Linked DNA regions of Homo sapiens: region 1 is linked to region 2. Evidence: read pairs that join two places in POLR2A ChIA-PET (ENCODE). Cell type or tissue: OCI-LY7. All regions are shown on one strand. Links, peaks and the distances in the headings refer to the core of each region. The heading gives the core; the rest is flanking DNA.

Region 1 (4,394 bases), core at 244-4,243, 76 kb after region 2:
CCATTGAATTTCTATACACTATAATGAACAATCCAAAAAGGAAGTTAAGAAAACAATTCTACTTATGATAGCATCAAAAAGAATAAAATATAGGCTGGGCGTGGTGGCTGACACCTGTAATCCCGGAACTTTGGGAGGCCGAGGCGGGTGGATCACCCAAGGTCAGGAGTTTGAGATCAGCCTGGCCAACATGGTGAAACCCCATCCCTACTAACAGTACAAAATGAGCCGGGTGTGGTGGCACATGCCTGTAATCCCAGCTACTTGGGGGGCTGAGGCAGGAGAATCATCTGAACCCTGTAGGTGGAGGTTGTGGTGAGCTGAGATCATGCTGCTGCACTCCAGCCTAGGCAACAAGAGGTAAACTCTCTCTCAAAATAATAATAATAATAATAATAATAATAATAATAATAATAATAATAAATATATAGGAATAATTTAATCAAGGTGGTGAGAAACTTGAATACAGAAAACTATAAAACATTTCTTGAAGAAATTAAAGATCTAAATGAATGGAAAGACATCCCATGTTTGATTAGAAGACTTAATATTGTTAAGGAATATACAGATTTTTTGCAATTCCTATCAAAATCCAATAGGTTTTTTTCCAGAAATGAAAAAAAAAATTCCTAATATGAAAATTCCTAATATTCATATGGAATTTCAAGAAACTCAGAATAGCCAAAACAATCTTGAAAAAAAATGACGCAGTTGTAGGATTCATGCTTTCTGATTTCAGAACTTACTGCAGGCCAGGCACGGTGGCTTACACCTGTAATCCCAGGACTTTGGGAGGCCGAGGTGGGTGGACCATCTGAGATTGGGAGTTCGAGACCAGCCTGGCCAACATGGCAAAACCCCGTCTCTACTAAAAATACAAAAATCAGCTGGACGCGATGGCGCGTGCCTGTAGTCCCAGCTACTTGGGAGGCTGAGGCTGGAGAATCACTTGAACTCGGGAGGCAGAGGTTACAGTGAGCCGAGGTCGCACCACTGCACTCCAGCCTGGGCAACAGAGTGAGACTCTGTCTCAAAAACAAAACACAACAAAACAAAAAAACAAAACTTCTGCAAATCTACAGTAATTATAACAGTGTGCTACTGGCATAGGATAGACATATAGACCCTGGGGTAGAATTGAGAGCCCAGAAACAAGCCCTCACATCTATTGCCAATTGATTTTTGACAAGGGTGCTAAGACCTTTCACTGGAGAAAGAATAGTGCTCCAAAACCTGGATATCACATGCAAAAGAATGAAGTTGAACCCTTACCACATACCATATGCCAAGACTAAGTGAGAATTGATCAAAGACTTAAATTTAAGAGCTAAACTTAGAACTATTAGAAACATCAGTGCAAATATCTATGACCTTGAATTTGGTAATGGTTTCTTAAATATGACACGAAAAGCACAGGCAACAAAGAAAAAAAATAAATTTGTCTTCATTAAAATTTAAAAGACTTTTGTGTGTCAAAGGACACCATTAAGGCCAGGCGCCATGGTTCACACCTGTAATCCTGGCACTTTGGGAGACCTAGGTGGGTGGATCACTTAAGACCAGAAGCTCAAGACCAGCCTGGGCATCATGGTGAAACCCCATCTCTGCAAAAAATACAACAATTAGCTGGGCATGGTGGTGTGCCTGTGGTCCCAGCTACTTGGGAGGCTGAGGTGGGATGACCCCTTCAGCCTGGGAAGTGGAGGTTGCAGTGAACCAAGATTGCATCATTGCACTTCAGCCTGGGTGACAGAGCAAGACCCTGTCTCAAAAAAGAAAGAAAGAAAAAAGGACACTATGAAGAGAGTTAAGAGACAATCCACATAACGGGAGAAAATATTTGCAAATCATATGTCTCATAAGGGCCTAATATCCAAAAAATATAAAGAACAACTCAACAACAAAAAGACAAACAATCCAATTAAAAAATGGGAAAATGACTTGAATGGATGTTTCTCCAAAGAAGACGTACAATGGCCAACACACTCATGAAAAGGTGCTCAACACATTAGTCATTAGTGAAATGCAAATCAAAACCACTTCTCACCTACTAGGATGGCTATAATTTTTTTGTTTGTTTGTTTTTTGTTTTTTGTTTTTTTTTTGAGACGGAGTCTTGCTCTGTCACCCAGGCTGGAGTGCAGTGGTGTGATCTCGGCTCACTGCAACCTCCACCTCCCGAGTTCAAGCAATTCTCCTGCCTCAGTCTCCAGGCATCCACCACCAGACCCGGCTAATTTTTGTATTTGTAGTAGAGATGGGGTTTCACCATGTTGGCCAGGCTGATCTGGAACCCATGACCTCAGCTGATCTGCCCACCTGGTCTTCCCAAAATTCTAGGATTACAGGCATAAGCCACCACATGTGGCCGGCTATATATATATATATATATATATATATATATATATATATATATATATATTTTTTTTTTTTTTTTAAGGAAAATAAGTTTTGATGAGGATGTGGAGAAATTGGAACCCTTATACATTGCTAGTGGGAATGTGAAATGGTACAGCTACTGTGGAAAACAGTTTAGTGTTTCATCAAAAGGTTAAACAGTATTCACAATAACCAAAAGCTGGAAAGAGCACAGGTGTCCATCAATAGATGAATGAGAAAATAAAATGTGGTATATAATACAATGGAATATTATTCCACCACAAAAAAGGAAGGAAGAAATTCTGATACATGGTACAACATAAATTAGCCTTGAAAACATTATGTGAAATAAAATAAGCCAGACACACAAAAAGACGAATATTGTCCGATTTCCTTTATACTAAATATCTAGAATAGGCAAATTCACAGAGATAAGAAGTAGGCTAGAGGTTACCATGGCTGAGGGGAGAGGGAGGATGGGAGTTATTGCTTAAGGAGCACAAAGTTTCTCCTTGGGTGATGGAGAGTGTTGACAATAGATAGTAGCAATGGTTGTGTAACATTGTGAATGTACTAATGCCACTGAATTGTGCACTTTAAAATGGTTAAAATGGCAAATTTTATGTTATATGTATTTCACCACAATAAAAATACATACATGGCATTCAAGGCAGCTCTGTTTATGTAAATTGAAATATAATTTACATACACAAAATAATAAAGTGTATAATTCAGTGGTTTTTAGCAAATTGTGCAACCATCACCACTATCTAATTCCAGAACATTTCATCACCTCAAGAAGAAACCTCATAGCAGTAAGTGGTCATTCCTCATTCTTCCCTTCTCTCAGGCCCTGGCAGACACTGAACCACTTTCTGTTTCAATGAATTGCATATTCGGAACATTTCCCATAAATGGAATCCTTCTTCCATATGTGGCCTTTTGTGCCTGGTTTCTTTCACTCAATGTGCTTTCAAGGTTCATCCATGTTGTAGCTTGTGTTAATACTTCATTTTTAATGGCTGACTACGATTCCATTATTGGTATGTTTGTTTATCCATTCATTAGTTGATGTACATTTAGGTTGTTTCCACTTTTTGGCTATTGTGAATAGTGCTGCAATGAATACTCATGTACAATTATCTATTTGAAATTCCTTTAGGTATAGACGTAGGAGGGAAATGCTGGGTCATAAGGTAATTCTATGTTTAACTTTTTCAGGCACCAGCAAACTTTTTGCCAGAGCAGTTGAATCATTTTGCATTTCCACCAGCAATATACAAGGGTTCCAATTTCTCCACATCCTCACCAAAACTTGTTTTTTCCACTTTATTTTATTTATTTTTGAGACAGAGTCTCGTTCTGTTGCCCAGGCGAGAGTGCAGTGATGGGATTATGGCTCACTGCAACCTCCTCCCCCCGGGCTGAAGGGATCCTCCCACCTTGGCCTCCTGAGTAGCTGGGACTACAGTTGTGCACCACCACACCTGGAAAATTTTTGTATTTTTTATAGAGACAGAGTTTTGCCATGTTGCCCAGGCTGGTCTCAAACTCCTGGGCTCAAGAGATCTGCCCACCTCAGCCTCCCAAAGTGCTGGGATTACAGGTGTGAGCCAATGTGCCTGGCATTATTATTATTATTATTGTTATTATTATTTAAGAGATAGCATTTTACTCTGTTGCGCAGGCTGGAGTGCAGTGGTGTGATCATTGCTCACTGCAGCCTCTAACTCCTGGGCTCAAGTGATCCTCCCCTCTCGGGCTCTCAAAGTGCTGAGATTACAGGTGTGAGCCTGGCCTCATTTTCCTTTTTTTTTTTTTTTTAAATTATAGCCATCCTAATGGATATGAAGTGGTACCACATTGTGGTTATTATTTGCATTTCCCTAATGACTAATGATGTTGATTATCTTTTTATGTATTTGGTGGACATTTGTATGTCTCTTTGGAGAAATGTTTGTTCAAGTCTTTTGCCCATTTTTGAATTGGCTTGGGGAGATGTGACCTGGATCAGG
Region 2 (4,394 bases), core at 69-4,068:
CTGAGAGAGAGTGTGGTGGGTGGGGGTAGATAATGAGAGAAGTTCTTGGGGAAGGAAAGTTTGTGCATTTCAGCCTGCTCCGAGGGGTGTTCCAGCACTGTGTCTGGGTTTTGCAGGGTTTGTAGGCTTTTTGAGGGCCCTGGAAATAGGGGGCCCTCCTGGGCTGATAGTTCAGCTTGTAGGAATAAATGTGGAAATTCCGTTGCTTTGCTGGACATTGAGGGGACTCAGAAAAGCAGGGCATTGAATGGAGGAGTTGGAAGGCTGACTCGTCATATGGTCAGACTGTCCTTGTCATTGTGGTCAGAGCAAGAGGAAAGGCCTCTGGGGGAATCAACAAGTAAAGGGAGGGCCCCAGCAAGCAAGAGAACATGGATAGTGAGCCTCCTGTCGCAAGGAGGTATGCGACGAACAGTTTTGTAATCACAAGTTGAGGATGTGGTCAAGAATTTAAGATCATAGGCTGGGGGTTGGCGTCTGACAAACTCACAAATGGGCTCTGGTCTAGGCAGCCCAGAGCTCTCTCTGCCCTAGGCTTTGGACCTGCTTGGCTGTGCTTTGGCCGCCCTTCCATGCTTTGGGACCAAAGCCAGGCCTGCAAGTCTCTGGAGGCTGGGCCGACTTCTACTGGCCTGGAATTTGGATTTGAGTATGGCTTGAAATATCTGGACTGTTTGGAGGACTTGGACATTCTTTACTTGAAATGGAACATTAGGGTAATTTGTGAAATGTGTATGGAAAATGTCTGTGGCTGAGGGTGACAGGGGACATGAAATGGGGTGCAGTCCTGCTGGATTCAGGAGAGGCTGTTCTGATGGAGGACAGAAGACAAGGATTCAAATGATGGCTATGGGGCAGGATCTGATCAGTTATAGATGGGTTTTGGAAGGTCAGTGGAAGGAAACGCTTTCTGCTTATTAATGTCAGCAAGGCCTCCTGGAGGAGGAAGTGTTTTCGAGGGTGCAGACTGCGGGAAATGGGACAATAGGAGACAAGATTAGGTCATGGGGAGCCTGCAGTGCCCTGCTCAGGAGTTTGGATTTTATTCTGTAGCCTATAGAGAGGACAGAGGGTTGTAAGTAGCTCATTGACTCGATGCCTGTTCCTGTGCCTTGTGTCAGGCACCATGCCAGGCTCTTTACAGACACCCCATTGAAATATCACAATACTCTGCAAAGTAGCTGCTGCTGCTGGTCCCCTATCCCTGCCCCATTTTCAGATGAGGAAATAGAGGCTCAGAGGGGTGGAGTCACTTATAGAGCTGGAATTTGAACCCAGGCCTGAACTATTTCTGCCTTACTGTGTTGCTTCTCAGGGGTCTTTTGACCAAAGATGGGAGCAAGACTGGCAGAGTTAAGACCAGGCCAGAGATTGCGCTCATCATGGTCCTGCAGAAAGCTGACCACAGGCTGACTCAGGCAGCGGACTGACAGGGAAGGAGGGGGAAGCTGCAGGACTTTGTAGCTGTCTTGGCATTTGGGGTCGTCACAGGTGGTTTTAAGGTTTGGGGAATAACCCTTAAGGGGCAATATTACTGCTTTCAAATCCCTGAAAGGCCCTCTACAGGTAGGGGGCATAGTCTTGTCCTTCAGGGTTCCTGAGGATGGAGAAAGCAACAAGGGTGACAGCTCCAAGGAAGCTAGTCCGGAAGTAAGCTGCCCAGAAAGAAGGCGAGAACAGCATGGCTGAAGGTATGCAAAGAGCCTGGAGAGCTGCAGAGGCGGCAGGAGGATGCATCAGCAGGGGCAGGCCTGGGTGGCCACTCTCAGTTCCCTTTTCACCCAAGAATCTCAGCATTTGGATGGTGCCTGGCCCACCTCCACCCTCTGTTTTCTCATAGCTTTGGAGCTGCCCTTCCTGCACGTCCTGGGGAGTTCCATATGGCCTGGCCTGCAGAGCTCCACTGGGAGAGTCCTTGCCGTTTGGAATACACTCAGCCCAGCTGACTGTCAAGGGGCCCCTTGGGGATGTCTGGAGCAGTGGCCAGAGCTGGGCTAAGGACTGTACTTTCACAGAGGATTTGAACCCTCTGCTTCCATTTCTCATCTGTGAAATGGGGTCAGTCTCTTTTTCCTCACCTGTGAAGAAATAAGGCTAAATCATGAATCAGGCTGAATCAGTAGGGCTTAGGGCAAAAGGGCTGGTGAGTTTGTGGATTTGAAAGTGAAGACGCAGGCGGGGGTTGTTCCCCTCCTTCCCTGCAGTGGAGGTTAAAGGAGGCTCTCTTGGTTTCTGGGGGTCACCAGCAAAGTTGCTTTCTCTGTCTGTGGGGCTCTTACAAAGCTCTGCCTCACAGCTTCTGTCTTGGAGGTGTGGAGCTCAGTGGAAGAGGTGGATGTTTGGGGGCAGCGGTCCTGGACCCTGCGGCCTCAGGGCTAAAGCCAATTTGCCATCAAAATCCTTATCTAGATGGAGGAGAGTTTGTGCTAAGTTGCCTCCTGGCCCTTTTATTTCTACTCACCTTGTTTCTTGAATACAGATTGGATTAATCTAATTTTAAAATGTGCATGACGAATGAGCATTTGTTTATTTGAGGGCAATGTATGGGAAGTGCCTGCTGTGTGACTGCAGGGCCCCCTCTCCCACTCCCCCTCAACTCTCAAGCAGAACTGGCCTCTTTCCCTCTCTCTGGCTGTGCTCCTGGCCCCTCCTACCTCTACAAATCTGCTCATGGTGAAAATGCTGCACTCCAGTCACTTCCCCTTGCTCACCCTAAAATCCTCCCTACCAGTACACAGCTCCAGGGTCACCTCTTCCATGTAGCCATCCCTAATTCTCCAGAGCTGGCATTGCCTGCTCCCTCCTTTACATGTGTAGAACCTGTTACCTGGACCTCTCATGGGCCCTTCAGCTCTTAGCTTTGAACTCTAGCTTCCTAAAGACAAGTCTTATCTCCTCTAGGCTCTGTACTCTGGAGGCAGGGGCTGCACATGACCGCTTTCCAATGGGGGTGGGCAGTGTTGTAGAGTGGAATCAAAAGTCCTGGGTTCAAATCACCATTCTGCTACTACTAGCTGCATGATCTAGGGTAAATTACCTAAATTTCCCTGGACATCAGTTTCCTCAACTTCACAATGGGGATAATAATAGTTCTGTTTTGTTAGGGAGGTTAAGGAAATCAGTGCTTTGACATAGTAAGTGTGCAGTAAGTAGAAGCTGTTCAAAGATAACAGTTGTTATAATTATTGTTTGTAGCTAGAGGGGATCTGTCCTTTTAGAGATGAGAGAAAGAATCCCTGGAATTTGAGTTTCTGAACTTTCTGCCTAATGGCCTGAGATGGCATGTGCAGATGAGGAAACTGAGGCCTGGAGAGATAGAGCAATTTGCATGGTATGTGGGAACATCTGGTTTCATCTAGGAAGCTGGACAGGATTTCTTTTCTTTGTTATGCCTCTGTTTTTCTTCTTCCTTCCTGTCATCAAGCCTAAGGTGCTCAAGTTCCATGGGCTCAATCTCCTCCCTGGTGACCATGTTGAAGGATGTCTAAAGATTACACCAGATAAATTGGGCTGGCTGAGAAGGTCCCGCTGGGCTGGCGGCCCTGTGGCTGTCCTCGTAACCAGGGACCCGTACCCCAGACTGCATGGGCTGGAGCTTTTGGAGGCCTCCCACCCAGTCTCACTTTGCCTGGGAAGGGGGAGAGGATGGCGGCAGAGACAGGTGACATGGGCTTGGTCTTGGGGCAGGTGACTAGAAGATCCAGACAGAGCAAAGGTTGAGAGCCAGGCTCTGGAGCCAGGTGGCCTGTGTTCAGGTCCCTGCTGGGCTGCTTCCTATGTGTGAGACCTTGGGCAAGCTGTTTAGCTCTTCCTCTGTACAAAGGGGATGATAATTATCCCCATCTGACAGGATTTAGAAAGATAACACACTGTGAGCCCAATCTATGTGAATTATCGTTATTATTGTAGTTGATATTATTAACTAAGGAGTTCATTTAATCCTCACAACAGCAATGAGAGATAGGCACTATTATTATTCCCTTTTAGCAGATGTAGCAAGCAAGGCTTAGAGAGGTAGGTGGCCAGCCTGGAGAAGTTTAGTCCCAGGGGATTACAGTCAGGGCCCGCTGCTTTCTGAGGGGTTGCTCTGGCCAGAGGAGGTAGACTTGTGTGAGGTGCTGGAGGGCAAATCCAATGGGTAGATGGGCCAGGAGAGGCTGACTTCAACTCAGTGTAATGAGGAGACTTAAAAAAAAAATTAGAGCAAGCCAAGATGGAAGGGATTGTGTCTGCAGGGAGCGAGCTCCCTGTTTCTGGAGGTGGAAGCAGAATCCTGGAGCTCATGTGATGAAGAAGTGGTGGGGATGGCCTCGTTCAGACCTGAGGTCTGGCTCCACGAGGGAGGGCTTGGATTTTTATCATCCTAGGCTGTCCAAGGGATCGGCCTGTCTGGG

Evidence for each region. ChIA-PET counts read pairs that join two places held together with the same protein. Peaks named below come from ENCODE experiments on the same cell type or tissue, not always from the same donor. Only the 100,000 strongest peaks of a DNase experiment are listed, where the experiment ranks them.
Region 1: POLR2A ChIA-PET joins it to region 2 with 7 read pairs; 8 of 35 experiments call an interaction of 5 or more read pairs at or near these places.

What each region holds. Positions count from the first base shown.
Region 1 is chr5:150,564,333-150,568,726 of GRCh38, forward strand. No RefSeq gene overlaps it. Among named protein-coding and RNA genes, the nearest start is that of NDST1, 58 kb to the left of the region's middle. In OCI-LY7, for the core only: no CTCF peak of the experiment used is centred there; no DNase peak of the experiment used is centred there.
Region 2 is chr5:150,488,322-150,492,715 of GRCh38, forward strand. No RefSeq gene overlaps it. Among named protein-coding and RNA genes, the nearest start is that of NDST1-AS1, 4.5 kb to the left of the region's middle. RefSeq lists enhancers at 1,510-1,689, 4,267-4,394. In OCI-LY7, for the core only: a CTCF peak has its summit at 1,546; DNase peaks (open chromatin) are centred at 430 and 1,730; H3K4me3 peaks cover 2,247 bases; H3K27ac peaks cover 3,627 bases.